Regions from separate parts of the Homo sapiens genome. Here all the other regions are linked to region 1. The links are chromatin loops, found by intact Hi-C in ENCODE. Cell type or tissue: heart right ventricle. All regions are shown on one strand. Each heading gives the region's core, and the rest is flanking DNA. Links, peaks and the distances in the headings are about the cores only.

What was found. Hi-C counts contacts between places; a loop is a spot of excess contacts. Peaks named below come from ENCODE experiments on the same cell type or tissue, not always from the same donor. Only the 100,000 strongest peaks of a DNase experiment are listed, where the experiment ranks them.
Region 2: a loop joins it to region 1, with 3 times the contacts of the local background. A loop is called at or near these places in 5 of 110 quality-filtered maps.
Region 3: a loop joins it to region 1, with 2.6 times the contacts of the local background. A loop is called at or near these places in 7 of 110 quality-filtered maps.

Annotation. Positions count from the first base shown.
Region 1 is chr11:29,771,001-29,776,877 of GRCh38, reverse strand. No RefSeq gene overlaps it. Among named protein-coding and RNA genes, the nearest start is that of LINC02546, 180 kb to the right of the region's middle. RefSeq lists enhancers at 392-561, 1,956-2,125. In heart right ventricle, for the core only: no CTCF peak of the experiment used is centred there; a DNase peak (open chromatin) is centred at 2,957; H3K27ac peaks cover 735 bases.
Region 2 is chr11:30,001,869-30,007,745 of GRCh38, reverse strand. No RefSeq gene overlaps it. Among named protein-coding and RNA genes, the nearest start is that of KCNA4, 12 kb to the left of the region's middle. In heart right ventricle, for the core only: no CTCF peak of the experiment used is centred there; no DNase peak of the experiment used is centred there; H3K27ac peaks cover 840 bases.
Region 3 is chr11:29,531,564-29,537,440 of GRCh38, reverse strand. All of the region lies in intron 1 of LINC02755 (long intergenic non-protein coding RNA 2755), which reads left to right. Among named protein-coding and RNA genes, the nearest start is that of LINC02755, 60 kb to the left of the region's middle. In heart right ventricle, for the core only: no CTCF peak of the experiment used is centred there; no DNase peak of the experiment used is centred there.

The DNA.
Region 1 (5,877 bases), core at 499-5,498:
CAGTTGAGGCTTATTCACTAAAGGGAAGGAAGATTTTGGTTGATTCTTCCTCTCTCCATTTTTTATTCTCATTCATTTGCTACTATTGGGGGTCCCTCTAGAGTCAGGCCTTGATGGATTTGGACAAGAAGATCTAGAAGCCACATTCGGATTTTGTTAATGCCTGTGTTTGGTAGTGCCAAAGCTGAGGGTTTCTATTACGAACAGCCCTTTTTGGGGTCTTCAGTGGTTCTTCTCATAGGAACCTCCCCTAATACAGATAGAGCCACTGAAAGTGAAATCTTCTCTATTTGTCCACTTACAACTCTCTCCTCAGTCTGTATCTTCCCTTTCTGTGCCACTACCATCAACTCAAACCACAGCCAAGCTTTTCAGTGTTTCTCCTAAAACTTCTCATTTAGTTTTAGATGAAAAAGAGACACCCTTCTCTCAACATTCATGGTGATGGTTTAGTGATTGAGAAAACCTCTTCCAAGTATTCTTTTCCACCCACATCTTAAACCTGCAACCTCTAAGTGGTTGATGAACTAAAGATTGAAGGTCCATTATCAACAGCTTCAATGTATCCTAATTATGAGGACCACTGCCTATTGTATTGTCTTCAACTGTTGAAGCTTCTACAGGACTTGCAAAGAACAGAAAAAAAATAATGTTTAACATCCTATTATATCTATATAAGGTGACTAATAATTCCTCACATCTTAATCTCTTAAACGTTAGCTCAGATAATTTTTCTCCTACAAAGGGGGGTAAAATGTTACTTTTGATAATGGAGATAATAAAGGTTTGATTCCAAAACTCCCAATGCAATAGTTAATTTTAGATGTGAATTTGATCATAAGTGTGAATTTAGTTGAGGAAATATAAAGTGATGTACTAGTATAATCCATCAAAAAATCTCAGCTGCATTCTTACACCAGCACAGCAGTATCCTGGCAAAGATAATCATGTTTCTGAAGAACCCTATTGACTCTTGGGAAAGCCTGGTTTAATTACAAGCCATAGTGTATTCATACACATTTATTATTGATATAGCACTTAGCCTTCTGGCTTCTCCACACTTTCCCTGACAGAAACCCATTACCTCCCCTGCTATGTTTACTTTTCTGATGGAAGTTAACTTTACAGGATGTCATGAGAAGGCAATGGCACATTGAAAATCCTGCCCATGGCTTGGAACTTTATGTCGACTATTTCTCTGAGAAATGAGAACCCATATATGATTAATGAACAAAGGTATGCGTCTTTCTGTCTGTGCTAAAACGCCTTAATATATTTGTGTGCCTCTTATGGAATTTTCATCTCTAAATTATAGATATTTCTGTATTTGACTTTTCTAGTAGAATGTACCCTCCTGTATTTGCATCCCAGTTCTGTACTACTCGTCTCCTCACCCAAACCCCTGCACCTAGATAAAGACTAACAGGAATATAGTGAACTCTTTAATCATGTATTAACTTGGTTAATGGATAGATGAGAGAATAGTGAGATGAACCACTGAAGAATTAAAGAACAGAATGTTCTCAAAAAATCCACTTTACTGAACTCCATAAGCCCTTTTTAGAGAGCCAACATTTCTCTCTTCTCACCCCACTTCATGAAGAGCAGAGGTTGGAAATGTGTCCAACAGGTCACAGATCATTGAGTCAAAACTGGTCAGCTGGCTCAAGTTGAGCCAAACAGATTCTTCTTGAAATTTAAATTTGTAAGATAGTAACTCTGATCAGTTATCTAGATGAACTTTTGTCAGGCAGTACTGATACAGTTGGGTTAAAGACAGAATTAAGGATAAGCACAGAAAAAACGCAGAGATGGGCATGGTTTAGCCCTTGAGAGAATGGCTGTTTTGGTTCCTGATGACTTTGTAGTCCCTGATAACTTTTCAGTTTTCAGTTTTGGGCTCCACACTTCTACTCTTGAATTAATGGGTACTCTTGTCAGGGCCTCAACATGGCTAACTCCTTAGGCCATTCTCATTTCATCTTGAATGTCACTTCCTAGCAGAAACATTCCCTTAATAGCTCTTGTCATGCTCTTTACCTTAGGTCACTCTGCTTGTTTTCCTCACAGCATTTAGCACAACATGGGTATTGCTGTTTGAGTTTTTTTTTCTTTTTTGATCAGATTCTCTTAATAGAATATACCACAACAGATAGCTTCTGTATTTGTTTCACTACTGTTTTTTCAACACTGTAAAAGAGTGGAACTACACTGGAGGTCTGAAGAAGTAGACTTTGAATAAATAATAGGTATAATAAATATTTCCTGTTACTTCAGCCATTTTAAGGAGGCTCCTGTTATTCCAACCATATGAATATCAACACTTAGGAACAATGGCTGCAGGGGTTATTATTGCCCATGTTAGTGAAGAGTCTCCTAAGACTACCATGCACTTCAGTTTTTCCATCAGCTCTAAAAAAGAATCATGTAAGAGAAGATCATGCTCACATCTATCCACATCTGGTTTGGTATGTCTGTTCAGTCTGTTTATTCTCAGTCCACTCAAATCACTAATTTTTATTTTTATCCACACATGTAGACTGGGGAGTGTTCACACATTTCTTCAAGTTATTGTGTCCTACAAATCATGTGTCATCTTTAATATTTTTCAGATACTTTGGAAATGGTGGTGGTGGGGTACTCATTTAACTTAATCTGAAACCTCTTTTATGTAATAGTCAGGGGTAAATTATCACTTATTATTTGAGCATAGTTCTTTCCTGTTTATTGTTGAAAACCTTCTGAGAGAGTCTCAGGGAGATTAGAGAGGCACAGCCAACTATGCCTCCAATCTAGGAAGGAAGTGAGAAATCCTACCTCGTAATGGTCTTCCAAAAACCCAGAAGCACTCAGAGTTCTGTTGCACAGACATGCTGACAAGTACACCATGTGACTCATTTGTGCAGTATATTTGCTCCTATTGATCCATTGGCAGTAAGAAGATTGCGTATCTCAGGAATGAGGTGTGGGAGTGCATTGTTCAGTTCTAAGGTACTGAGTGTGCGGGGGCTGCATGTGCTGTGGAGCAGGCTCCAAATGAGTCATATGTCTGTTAGGAATGTTCCTTTGGATCTGCTGCCTGTGTTTTCAATCTCACATTACTCCTAAGTACCTTACTGACAGCTCGTACTCACACCTCACAGCTTAGAATGGCCTGTCTCTAGAAGACCAATCAAGTCCAAGAAATTCAAGTCCAAGGACTTGAATCAAGTCCAAGAAAGATCACTTCAGGAAACAGTATAGTATCCATGGTGTCATTCTCCTTGGCAAAAAAAAAAAAAAAAAAAAAAGTGACACAGAGTGGAAGTATGAGCAGAAAAATGGACTTCTGGAGTCAAATGGACTTGAATTTGAATAGCAGCTCAGTCATTGCCTAGTGGGGGAACATAGACAAGATTTTTCACTTCTCTTTAAGCATTAATGTTTTTTACTCCAAAACATTATTGGCATACCAAACTGAATTACTTTATAGGGTCATGGTGGTAATTGAATAAAACAACATACATACAACTCTCTGTCACAATACTGAAATATGGTAGGCAATCCCATTTTTTCCTGGAGCCTTGTTTGTATTAATAATAATATGTCATATTCTTGAGTACTTATTATATGCCAGGCACAGTGATAACTACCTTAATTGTTGGAGTAGATATGGTCAATTGTCTTTCCTGTATTCATGCTTCTGTATTAACAGACTCCTAAATTTTGTGCCTGGCTTAAGAGCTACTTTTCTTAGTTTGTCTTGAAGAGCCATGTGACAAAGTTCTGGCTAAAGATTTAGATTGAGAAGTCTGCTAAAGATTTCTGGGAAAGTCCTGCCTCTCCCTAGTTTCTTCTGTTTTCTACCTGAAGTGCATATGTGAACATTGAGTTGAGCAGCCTTTTAGTTCCTGTCAGGCCACCATGGGGATGCAACCTCATATAAAGGACAATGGAGCAGGAGGATAGAAGGAGCCTAGCACATCTGTGCCAACCCTGAAATGCCTACGTATAGGCTGAGTTTGTGAAATACATTTCACCCATTGGGTGAAACTTTGTAAATGGATTTTATATACATGCAGCCAAATTCAATCCCTAAGAAATAAATATGCATTATTTTATTTATTATTCTGATCACATTTTTGACATTATCAAATCCATTTTATATTAAATATATGGAGACAGATTAATCAACCTGCCCAAGGTAACATATGATACGCCTAGGAAGTAAAATAGAGATCTAAATCCATGCTTTAACCAGTAAAATATAAAGTCGGAATGACAGTGTTTCTTCCATGGCCTTTCTAACTACTTCACAAATCTTTGATTTTATCTTTTTATCCTACAAACTTGTTCTGATCATTTTGTATTTTTGTTAAATCCTCCTGAAATTCTCCCAGACTGTAAATCTATTGGAAAATGTTTGAGCTTACGTGGAATTTTTGGCATCACCTAAGTGTCTGATCCAGGCCCTAGTCTGGAGCATTTAACATTTAACATTTAACTTTCTGATCATTTAAAAAATGGCATGGTTTGAGTGGATGATCTCTAAAGTCCTTCTATTTCTAGTTGCCTGTGACTCTGAAGGTACTATTTAGCCAATTTTTAATTAGTCAGCTAGCTGATAATTGAATTTTTATTTTTTCTAGTTCATATCATGTATCCAGTAGGTATTGAATAAATATGAATTGATGGTTATAGTAGAGACTATGCAACCTTTTCCTGATTTTTTATGTTTTCTTCAAATCATTGTCTTTTTATTATTTCTATTTCCACCCAAAGCCTAATATCTCATTAGGAGATTTGGAAGACCTGATCCAGTCAAGATCAAAGACCATTGCTTCAGTCAGGTCAGAATCAAAGAGAACAAATCAAAGGCCCTAAAACATAATATTTGGGGGAAAAATACAAGTTACTCAATGGGTGAAGGAATGGTTTTGGCATATGGATTCAGAAAAACAATCTTCAAATAAGAAAGAGCAAACCAAAACAACTTTAGTTTGAAAGGAGAGGTAAGGTGGTATTAAGAGGAACTGGGGGAGGATATGTGTTATTTTTGAAGCATTTTAGAAAAATAACAGAGGGGAGCCAAGATGGCTGAATAGGAACAGCTCCAGTCTACAGCTCCCAGCATGAGCGACACATAAGATGGGTGATTTCTGCATTTCCAACTGAGGTACTGGGTTCCTCTCACTGGGGAGTGCTGGATAGTGGGTGCAGGACAGTAGGTGCAGTGCACTGTGCATGAGCTGAAGCAGGGTGAGGCATCACCTCACCCAGGAAGCACAAGGGGTCAGGGAATTCCCTTTCCTACTCAAAGAAAGGGGTGACAGATGGCCTGAAAAATCAGGTCACTCCCACCCTAATACTGTGGTTTTCCAATGGGCTTATCAAACGGCACACCAGGAGATTATATCCCTCACATGGCTCAGAGGGTCCTATGCCCACAGAGCCTTGCTCATTGCTAGCACAGCAGTCTGAGATCAAAGTGCAAGGTGGCAGCGAGGCGGGGGAGGGGTGCCCACCATAGCTCAGGCTTGAGTAGGTAAACAAAGCGGCCAGGAAGTTCGAACTGGGTGGAGCCCACCACAGCTCAAGGAGGCCTGCCTGCCTCTGTAGGCTCCACCTCTGGGGGCAGGGCACAGACAAACAAAAGACAGTAATAACCACTGCAGACTTAAATGTCCCTGTCTGACAGCTTTGAATAGAGCAGTGGTTCTCCCAGCATGCAGCTTGAGATCTGAGAATGGGCAGACTGCCTCCTCAAGTGGGTCCCTGACCCCCGAGTAGCCTAACTGGGAGACACCCCCCAGTAAGGGCAGACTGACACGTCACACGGCCGGGTACTCCTCTGAGACAAAACTTCCAGAGGAACGATCAGGCAGCAGCATTTGCAGT
Region 2 (5,877 bases), core at 499-5,498, 230 kb before region 1:
TTTATACTGATGAATATGCTTTCAGGATGTATTTATAACTAATTTATGAAACTGTATCTTAGAGACCACTATACACATTTGGTTAAGATAAAAGGGAAGTGACCTTCTTTAGAGATCCTAATTATTGGGATCTGGGATCCTTTTATTGCTTTTCAGATGACAATAGATGTTACCAAAAGCACACTATTTGAGGGTCATCCTAATCAGAGTCTTTTCAAGGGAAGATGCATTGTTCTCTCTTGCAAATGATTGGAAAGGAAAACAGGCATAACAGTTATGGGGAAGAAAGGAGGAATAAATAGTCCTTTTGATTTCTGTGAAAGGGAGTCAGTGGGTGCTAGAGGAATGACAGCTGGTCTAGGGAGTCAAGAGAGCTGGCTTGTTAATCGTGGGCAAATTGTTTCATCTCCTTGATCCTCAGGAGTGTGTGTATGTGTGTGTGTGTGTGTGTGTGTATCTAACATGGGGATATTGGGCTACATTATTACTTGGTTCCTTTTCGTACCACAATTCTACTGTGGAGTAAAAGAAATATCAGACTAGCTTCATATTTTCTAAGTACCATTCCAGTCATATCAGCTTGGATTTTTTTTAGTAAGTAATAGGAGCAAAAATAAATAAATAAAAACAAAAATCTCACTGTTAGGTTAACCGCAGAACAGGTGTTTGAGTTTTTTCGAATGTAGACTAAGCTGAATGAATAGGATGTATTCTGAGCTGTTATTCTAACAACTTCTAAAGGGAAGGGATTCATTTAATGAAAAATAACTCTTCAGTCCTCAGTTGAATACATATGGTGAAAATTGGTAAGTAAACATTTTGATGTCTTGCTTTGTTATCGTGCAGTCTTGTCAGTAAACACTATTTTGACCTGTGCTGGGGAACTCATTTTATGCTTAAACACATGTAGTGTTTCACAAGTGCTACTGCATGCTTTGTCAAGTTTGTTTTAAACAGGATCACTGAAGCTTCCTGAAATTTTTTTCATTAAGCATGTGTTGAAATAGAACCCAATATATGAGTAAGAAAGATATAAGGAAAATACTGTGAACTAAGATACATATTTTCCCATTTTAAAAAAGTCAATATTAACCAATGGAAAATTATTTTTAATCACATTGGAATCACAAACAGTAGCCCCCCTACCTTCCAACAAATCAGAAATGGTGTTCTTCCTTGTTGTTAATTTTCAGGGTTTGGATGAGCCTTTAGTACTAACATTGCAGCTATTGCTAGGGAAAGTAAGAAGTATACCTAGATTCACTTCACATTTTTACAATGAACCTGTGGTGATGTGCTCATGTGCAGGGAACAGAGTGTAACATCCTTCTTTATGTGTGTGTATGTGTTTTTATTGATACAGTTTAAAATGATTACAGGGTGTCATTCAGTGACAAAAGGGCCTGTTCCAGGAAATCTCCTTGACCCAAAAGTCATTCTGAATTCTTCAAGAGACATTTGATGTGGACATAAGGTACCTTTCGGTTCTCCTGCCTTTAAAGAAACTTAACTTTAGGCAAAGGATCTTCCAGACCAATGTAGCCACTGCAGGTCAGAAGACAGTGCTACTTTCTAGTATGGAAATCAGTATTCTTATCTGAGGAGAAGGTTGTTGGAGTGGTTGTGTTCAATATTGAAGGAAGCAGAGCTTTTTTTTTGTAATAAATGGGAATATGTACTTCTGAAAAGTAAATTAAGATTAGGACTGTGATATGAGTTTTATTTCTGGCTTGGTTTTGTTTCCATAGCAGTCCCAATTTCTCACAGTATCTTCTTCATGAAAGCATGCTAATACATATCAGACCATATGGCCCCATTTGAGGTTTAGAAAATATGGTCATCTTATTTATGGATAAATAAATTAATCCCAGGGCATAAGTTGGTTGCTTAAAAACATGGCACATATTTAATGAGCGGTGGCTCTAAGTGAGATTCAAGCATCCCCCTTTCAGGCCTGTGGGATGGGAATAAATGTATAAGGCAAATAATGTGCTGAATATAAAGTCATGCTGTCATCTTGAAAAGCATATTCCCAGATTCACTGGAGGTAGTGTTGCTGACTTAAGGTTCAGCTTTTGGTCCATTTGTTGTCATTGGTGTCTTGGAAGGAGATTTTGCATCCAGGGTGCCAGGAGCTAAATGATTTTGTTAGTTGATCCACAAATAGTCCATTCTTTCTTCCTACCTGTAAGCAATCTGTTTTGTAGGTTATCTGTAGTTGGTTTCTCACCTGAGGCTGGCTTTACTCAGGCTCAGAAGCCTATTGTCTTGTGTTAAACAACCAGTCCAGAAAAGGTAAAATTATAAAAAGATAAAACAATCCATGACAAAGAAACAACAAAAACACTAGAACTAGAAAGCCAAGCAAAACCTAAGTGGGAAGCCAAATCTGTTGTTCAAAGTGTTACATATGCTAGAACTAATTATGCAGGATTTTGGGGTAACATTGGTCCTGCCTCTTCACCATTAGCAGAAATAACCAAGAAGTGACTGTTGTGATAGAGGACATAAAGCAGAAATAACCTGCCCCATGAATATATAGGTTAACATTTTCTGTGAAAATGATAGAAATGCCAACCTACCTTAGCAGTGGTTTTAATAGTAACTATTAGAAATGACTAATAAATATGGAAGATATGCTGGTGTTTTTCCCAGTAATCAGTATTATGTGGGAATGTACTTGGATTGTTTCTCATGATTCTGTACACCAAGGGCTATTTCAAAGTCAAAGAGCATGAAGGCATTTTTATCCACAGCTACTTAAGCTATTGGCTGTTGAGGGGCCAGTTACCTCTTAAATCAGTCAAAGCAGTTAAATAAGTAGTCCCTGTGGATATCAGCAAAAGCTGTGCCAGTGCTAAGTCTAAGAATTATATTTGTTTCAAAATAATTATATGAATATATAATATATTCATATGTTCACATATATTATGTATTTTATATTCTGCCCACAAATATAAGCAAAATGAATGATCTGAGGTATTGAAAGAGACTTTTCAAAGTGAAGTAAAAGTGTATAATTCCCATTAGCAGGCAAATGCATGTGTTTTGGAGAAATGGTGAGGCTGGAGGATTAAAAAACCTTTCTTTACACTTTAGGTTGGATTTTTGTGCCCCATAACGACAATAATACTAGTCCTAAGCTCTGAGACATTCCATAAGGGTATATAGAGAGTTTCATTCCCAGAAGAAAGGGTTAATTTTAATACTGTATGGAACATTGCAAAATGCTGATTTTATTTTTTTAATGCACATTATTCTCATTATATAAAGGATGCATATAGCATGGAAACTGGACTATATGACCTGTAGAACAACTGTGTGCTCTTTAGAAATAGAATTACTAGAAGCCATTATCTTTCTGTATTTTTTTGTGATAGCTTTTGTTTGATGTGAATTACTTAATTCTCTCAGGTTCAATTACAGCATTAAAAGTTTCAGGTTATTGTTGTTTTTGGTGAATGTTCCAATATCTTTCTTAGGCTCTGAGGACACACACACAACCATTCAGTAGTTGGAAAATACTATATCTCTTGGAGATTAAGGCGATATTACCTGAACTCTCTCTATGATAGCAGCCACATTAGTTAACATGGAGGATGCATGTTTTTCTATTTATAAACTTAATGCATTTGTACCTGAATAGAATGATGATTTCCCTAAAGAACACTAATGGTGTTGATAGCACCTGAGTGAGCCTTTTTTCCTCCTGTCAATTGGTAGGGATATGATCCAAATGAGCCTTTCATTTGCTATCAGGCAGAGAAGGAAATAATTAATGAAGCTCCCACTCGACTGAAATCTATCAAGAGGTGATGGAATCTCTAGGGAATGCATTAGGATTTTTTTTTTCTTTTTTTTTTATTTACCTGCCATTCCTAGTTGGTGTCATTATGGCATGACTGTTGGGGAAAGATATTAATTTTAGGATGATTTACCTAATACTAAAATGACTTGATAAAAAACAATTCGAAATTATAAGCATTGCACTATCTTATTAGTTTTAGGAATATCTCCAGTTAAAAATTTTAAGAAATTAATATGAGATTTGGAGATTGCAATAGTTATTTGGAGAGAGACATATCCAAAGAATAATGATTCAGTTATTCAGATTTATTAAGAAATCTGAGTTTTATAAGCTTTGCAAGAGATTCACAAAGTCTCTCAACTTTCAAAAATTTTGCTGCAACCCCATCAGATTTCAGAAAGAAATTCAAGAATTCCTCTTGAGAGGAAAATGGTACCTCTTTTTCTTCTTTTGTGTGTGTCTTTTTCACATTCATGATTAAATTGGTGGATTTTATATAATCATTATCTTCCAGCAAATTAAGTGAAAGACTTGGCTACAGATTGATTAGAGGATGACAAAATTGTCTGATAGTCTTTCTTTGCAACATTTGCTGTTGATCAGTTTAGAAGCTGATTTCAGTACATGTGAATTACAACACAGAGAAATGGCTATGTACTATATTAGAATCTAAATGACAAAGCAAGAATATTAGGAATAGGATTTACTTTTGAGTTCCTAGAAGTGTTATTAGAGCTCTTGACCCGTGTCCTCCAGATCTGATCTAGCCAATGAGAATTTAGGAAACTCCTTTTTTTTTCCCTAGAGTAACGACAAGATATAACAGGATCAGTGCCAACTGGGAGATAGGAACAGGAGCAGGGAGGAGGGCAAGGGACAAGGAGTTATGCCTAAATGAAGTCACTAATTTGATGGTGAAAATAGCTAGGTCAGTCTAAAAACTGCTTCATTTTGTCATGCTAACTATTAATTTTTGTTGACCCAAAGAATCCAGGAAAGTGAATTGATCTCTTAGAGTAGGCATATATGTGTATATGTCCGAATATTCCCTTTGCTCTTCGTCTTCGAGGGCACTCACATATGAAACCATAAAACTGCTGCTGGGAGTTAAAACTGTATGTCTCATTAAGGATAAGATTCACCTTTCCCTTCAGAGTAAGGGACTCATGTCTTTAGGAGATTACTCCTTGGACGTTTACGTTTCAAAGGGGGAGAATTCTCCCCCTTAGTCTAATATAGAATGTCAGCATAGCAGTGCATTCAAGCTAAGACAGAAGTAAGCAACCAGTAGGAGCCCTGGGAATGAATGTCACTAACACAGAGCTGAATGATGTGTTTATGTTGGTTATTGCTGGTGTGCAATTCTTAGAGGAATGGAGAAATCATAAAATTTGTGCAATCTAATTAGAACTCTGCCATCATATGCTCCTTGCTGATTTAGCTGCTGCTGCTGCTGCTGCCACTGCTTCTTCTCATCTATACGGAAAAGAGGTGTCATTTCACTACTAGAATCCACATACTTCACAGGTTTCAAGGCAGTGTGAGAAACAGTGGAGAAAGAAAGGGTTAGATTCGATAGATAAGGATGAAGCAACATACAGTATTTTAAGGTGTGAATCATCTTGTGACACAAGACTATTTTTACTCAAGGGACTAAGCAGAATCTTTGGATGGGAGAAGCTCTGTTCAGGAATTACCATTTCCTTTTTGTATGTCTATAGTATCACTATTAGAGATCAGTCTAGTCTAGCAAGGGGATAAATTCTTCTGTCATTGCTAAAACAAGCTGAAAATTACATGCTGAAACATTTTTTTCCTTATTTCGTTTAAGAAAAATTGTAGTTGTTTTATAAGCTTCGCAAGAGAGATTCAAAAAGTCTCTCAACTGTCAAAATTTTGCTGCAACCCTGTCAGATTCAGAAAGAAATTCAAGGTAGGAGAGCCTAATAGAACTTCAGACCAAATATAAACTTATTCAAAGTAAGGTATCCAGGGATCTCCTTCCAGTCTCTTCCCCCATTCCCCCATGTAAGTTTTTCTTTTCTTTTTTTTTAACTGCAGATCTAGAC
Region 3 (5,877 bases), core at 499-5,498, 240 kb after region 1:
AAGAAGTTTACTACTACAGTCTCTAGTCAGGTTTGGAGACTGAGAATCTCTCAGCCTAACAGGAAAAAGAGAAGTGCTAATGGCATATTTTTATGGCTGACAAATGTTGAGCATGCAACATAGCTTGGGAAAAGATCTAGAATAGTCATTAAGAGTCAGAAGTTCTAGCCCTCACTCCACCCATGTTTTATCTGTGTAACCTTGAGCAAGATAGCTGTCTCCAAAGGAAAAATAAAATGTACATTTGGATTCAAAGATTTCCAAGAAAATGATTTTTTATGATTCCATACATAATTTTATTGGGAATTTATTTTATTTTATATAAAACACAAACATAGCACTTATAATCACTGTTGCAAGAGCTTTATACCTATGAACTTCTTTACCATAATAGCTCTATAAAGTAGGCACTACAATTATCCTCATAGTATGAATGAAAAAACTGAAGCCCATAGAAGTTTGGTAATTTGACCTAGGTCACACAGGTTTTAAGAGGTAGAGCCAGAGTTAGAAAATATCAGATTAGTTGCAGCATCTCTCTTTTTAACCACTATACTTGGTCATACTTAAAAGTAAGATGTTTATGTATTCATTTATATATTTTAGATATGCATTCTAATCACTGTACTGAAAAGGAACATATTTTAACTAATTCTTTCACCTACCTACTATGCCAATGTCTGGGGCTGCCACTGACCCTAAGTAATTATCAGCTGTGATGAGGAACATCCACAATTCTTCCACTGTTCTAGTCATTCATTCTTCTTTTTGGAAATGTGAGAGAAAATCTAACATTCAAAAATAATTAGCCTGTCTTTTCCAAGATCACAAAGGTCAATTTGCAGGTTAATAGTTAAATGCTTTCTTTTAATCACAATCCTCAAGAATAAAACCAATTATTTAAAATGTCTTTGAAGTGACTTTAACAGCAGATGTTTTTCCCTCAAAGAAACTTTTTTTTTTTCTGATGCTTTTCATGAATCAAATGTACTATACGGTACTCATCCTTTGAGGTGGTATGTTTCATGTCACCAAGAACCAAGATGTCCAGGCATAGACACGCGGTGGTTTGCCTGTCCATTTATTTTTATTTATTTATTTTCAATGTCTATAACTTCTTTGGTAGAGATGGGTCTCCCTACATTGCCCAAGCTGTTTTTGAACTCCTGGCCTCAAGCAGTCCTCCTGCCTCAGCCTCCAAAAGTGCTTGAGTTACAGGTGTGAGCCACCATGCCAGGTTGATCCCTGTGTAGGATATAAAGGTGTTCTTGTTCTGCTCCTCAAAATGTCTTAAGATATAATGATGAAAGAGAAAAGAGGGCATAGTATCATGCAAAGGCCTTTTGCTTAATCTTGTTTCTTCAAGAAGCTCTCTGATTCTCAATTTTCTGATTTTAAAATTGGAAATAATGACCCTGAACTCAAAGAGTTAATCTGAGGATTAAGAGAGATTATCTATGTAAATTGCTTAGTGCAGTATCTGAAACATAATTCAGTGGCTCACTAAATAGTAATTCCTCTTTACTCTCTTCTGTCACCTAGGACTGACCAAGATTTACATATATTCATTGAAATAATGGAATTCCATGATTTGCCCTGATTCTGCATCCACAACTTAGTTGCATTTAAAAAAATTACAATAGCACTAGACTTCTGTGTCATCAAGTTAAAATTGTATTGATCAACTAGTAAACACTTCACTGTGCTATGTACTGAAGATAATAATAAAATTATGAAATCTAGGTAATGTATACATTGAAGGAGCTAAAAAAATCCTGTTGAAAGACAAGGCTACCACTTTCTCTCCACTCCCCACAATCCTCTCTCTCTCACACACACACACACACACACACACACACACACAGTCCACCAACACAATAGTACCAGAAAGGAATATAAGGTAGTGGAATGGTTGGTCTTGATTACAGTCACTGGCAGGGTTTTTGCAATGGAAGTGGATTATAAGTTAGGCCTTGAAAGGTTGAATTTTTAGGGGCAAATAGGAGCAGGGAGATTTTTATATTGCAGAAACATCATCAGCTGTAAGTATGAAGATAAAAATAGGCATACTATTGGGATCAAGAGACTAGTCAGAATAAAAGTGGCCAAAACTTACGTCTGAGGCATGGGGTCCAAGGTTTTAGAGACATTAAGTCCTAGAAGTTAAGCTGAGAGATCAGGAGTACATGTACTGGGAGACACTGTAGATCCATTAGCTATTAAATCTACATGGTTTTTCAAGCATTGGTGCCTCAGATCTGGGAATTAATTTGATAAACCACAAAAACACAACTACTTCATACCAAAAAAATGAACTTAATTTTTAGGATTACTTTTGGTTCTCTCCAGCATTTGGGAGTCAGCACACATATACTCCACTGAGTCATCCACTTGCTCATCCATGACTCTTCCATTTGTAGAGCTCCTGGGCAAAACACTACCAACATTGGTTTGGGAACTATTATTTATAGTCCTGAGCTCAGCAGCATCTGAGGAAGAGGGGCCAACTGGGACATGGTCTTTCTTATGTTCTCTGAGGTCAAGGAGTACCAGTCTTTTCAGTGGAGCAGTAAAAATGATACCCAGGTTTTCCTGTCACTAGGTATGGGCACTGCATTAATTTCCTAGGGCCTCCATAACAAAGTACCCCAAACTGGATGGTTTCAAACGACAGTAATTTATTGACTTGTATTTCTGGAGGCTAGAAATCTGAAGTCCAGACATTGGCAGGGCCATGCTGCCTCTGAGAATGGTAGGGAAGAATCTTTCCTTGCCTGTTTTAACTTCCGGTGTTTGCCATCAATCCTTGTTGTTCCTTGATTTGTAGATGCATCTCTCCACTAACTGCTTCTATGTATGTCACAGGGCCATCCTTCTCCTGTGTGACTGTCTGTATGCATCTTCTCTCTCACAAGGATACCATTCATATTGTATTAAGGGCCCACCCTATACTCCAATATGACTTCATCTTAATTTGACTACATCTATGAAGACTCTATTTTCAGAAAATATCATATTGACAGGCACCAGTCATTAGGACTCCAACACAGCTTTTTTTGAGTGTCACAATCCAACTCAAAACAGAAACAATTAACTGAGAGATGGAAATAAGCCTTATGTGGATCAATAGAAACAGCTTTGCCTGAAGCTCAGGCATCTTGGGAATATGCTAGTAGTGGTGGAAAATTCCTGAGCCTCAGTTCTATCCTTCCACACTTACTTCTGCTTTTGAGAGCTGAGTTTTAGTTATAAGGTATATTGCTTGACTAAAAAAACTGCACAAGATTATGTGGAGATTTGAATTTATACATCCATTTCAAATTCATCACTACATTTGACTTTCACAACAGAATTTGTAAGTCACAAATTATTATTGCTGATGGTTTAAATAAAACTTGTTTTCTACACCAGAGTCTGAACTAATTGAAAAATGAAATAAAATTCTAAGCAGATCAGCATGTTATTGCCTTATCGCCTAATTATAGTCATCTAAGAATATCTATCATCCAGCTTCTTAAAACTGATAGACTTTCCCGCCCCTGGCAATTGGCTCTTCAGTGAGGCCTCTCTAAGGGAAAACCTGGTCCTTTTTACAGCCTCTTCCTAAAAAGAAAGGAGAGGTGCTGAACAGAGTGCATTCATGTTATTCTCCATAAATTTACCATTCAAATCACACTATTCCAATTTTTCTGGAGCAGAACAAGTAAAAGGGTAGAAAGAAGCTAGGAATGTTACCCTAATTGTGTTCTCATCACCTGCAAGGAAACATCAAAATTAGCAAAGAAACGTTTGTTCCCACCATTGATTACTAACTTTTTTTTTTTCAAATAAGAAAAATGAGGCTCAATCAAATACAATGATTTACTTAAGCTTTTTGGGCTATCTGCTAATTCTGTAAATTGTTCGATGCACCATCATTGCCTTCTCTTTGTATTATACACATGTTAAACATAATATGGTCTCTTTATGTTATGCTTGTCATATGGACTCTGTCAGATATGATTTTTATACCAGCAACCCCTGCTATCATGTATCTTGGATGATATAATTAATTCTTAGAAATCATGCTTTGCCATATTTTCCCAGTCAAAATGTATCACATGGCATCTTGAACTACAGTTGAACTCTGTAGTGCTCAGAATAACTGACTCTTGGGAAAATAAACCCTTTCTATTATTTTCAGAACAAAAGTTGAACCTTGTCAAAAGAAGTTAAGGATGTTAAGTTGCCCCTTTGCAGCAGGAGTCTAATTATAGCCAACAATTGGTAATGATTCTGTGAATATTATAGCCATCAGGTCTCATGTCTACAAAATCAACTTGTAAACATACTAAGATACCAATCATGCTTAGAACTGTCTCTTTGGTATTTCATAGCACTTAACACAATCATAAATTATAAGTATGGTATTTATTTTCTTGTCTATGTCTTGCATGAAAATGTAAACTCAATTAGGACAAGAATCACTTTTGTCTCTTTCATTCTTGTTTCCAAGCACACTTTTAGGCAAATTAATACAAATAAAGTGATTGAAGAAATATATGAATAAAACATTGTTATTGTTTATACATGTTGAACAATATAATACTTTCATATTTTAGGTGATTTACATATCTTTGAAGGTCTTAAGGCACTAAAATTTTTCTGACAGTTTTAATTTCCTTCCTCTTAGACATAAGAATTTAATATTGAGAGTAACAGCGTTTTATGGAGATACACATCTCTTGTCTCCACTACTACTACCACTGTATTTATCTTCCAATATACCATGTTCTGTTTGTTTTCTTTTTTCCTAATTCTAAGCATAGTCCTAGTCCTGTTTGGGATTAATCCATTCATGCCTGAAAACAAGCATTTGCAGATACTTGACTCAATTAAGCTGGTAAAATTTACCGAATGTCTACAACATTTCAGATACTATAAATAAAGTATTATCTGCTAATATTTGTATAATGCTAGAACAAAAGTTGGAAAAATATTTTTCCTGTCATTATTGAGTGTTATGGCCTTGGGTATTATCATTAATTTCTTTCAAAAAATAAAGACACTAAGATCAAGAAAATCTGGTTTCACAACTTTCTGTTCCCACTTGGTTCACACTTCATTATTAATAGGAACTTATATACTATAGTAAGCTGATTAAGAGAATTGACTTTGGAGCTTAAGTGGCTTCGATCTGCCCTCTGGCTAGCATCAACACCTGTTTGCTCTATGACTTCTCTGAACTTTGTTTCTTCACCTGTACATTGGGAAAGTTTCTTTAATTGTGACCCTTTATAGAGACATGCATTTATAAGAGATGATCAATTACCTTGGGGTTATTCTGCTAGTAAGTCAGTGGTAATCTGACAATTGTTGAAGCTATATGGCAATAGAGTGAAAATGTCATTACTTAGGGCTCCCATAGCAATTTCTAAGAATTCACTTTCTACATGGATAGCTTCTTGTGAATGTAGCCTGTCATGTTGTGTGGGTATTTCCCATGACAACATCTGTAATCTTTTACCTTTCCAGAAGCCCCTGTACTTGCTATTCTTATTCCCATTTCAACTCACCATCACAAGCATTTTGTGCATGAACTACTTTATGCAGACACTACTTTCTTTAGAAGGGCCTTTTATGCTTCTAACCTTGGTAATACATAAAAATTCACTGCCAGCCAAGGTTTAATCTTCATGTTATACAGACAGCCATGCCCACCAGACAAAATATCATTATAAAATATTGTTCTGTCAAGGGGTAATATTTTATCGTTTCTTGAGTCTTTCCAAAATTTCTAGTGTATTTGTTTGCCCTTGAAACTTTCAGTGAATAATAAATATCATCCTAGAATATAACCAATAAACATGTAAATTTTCCACTGGGCAAAAAGAATGT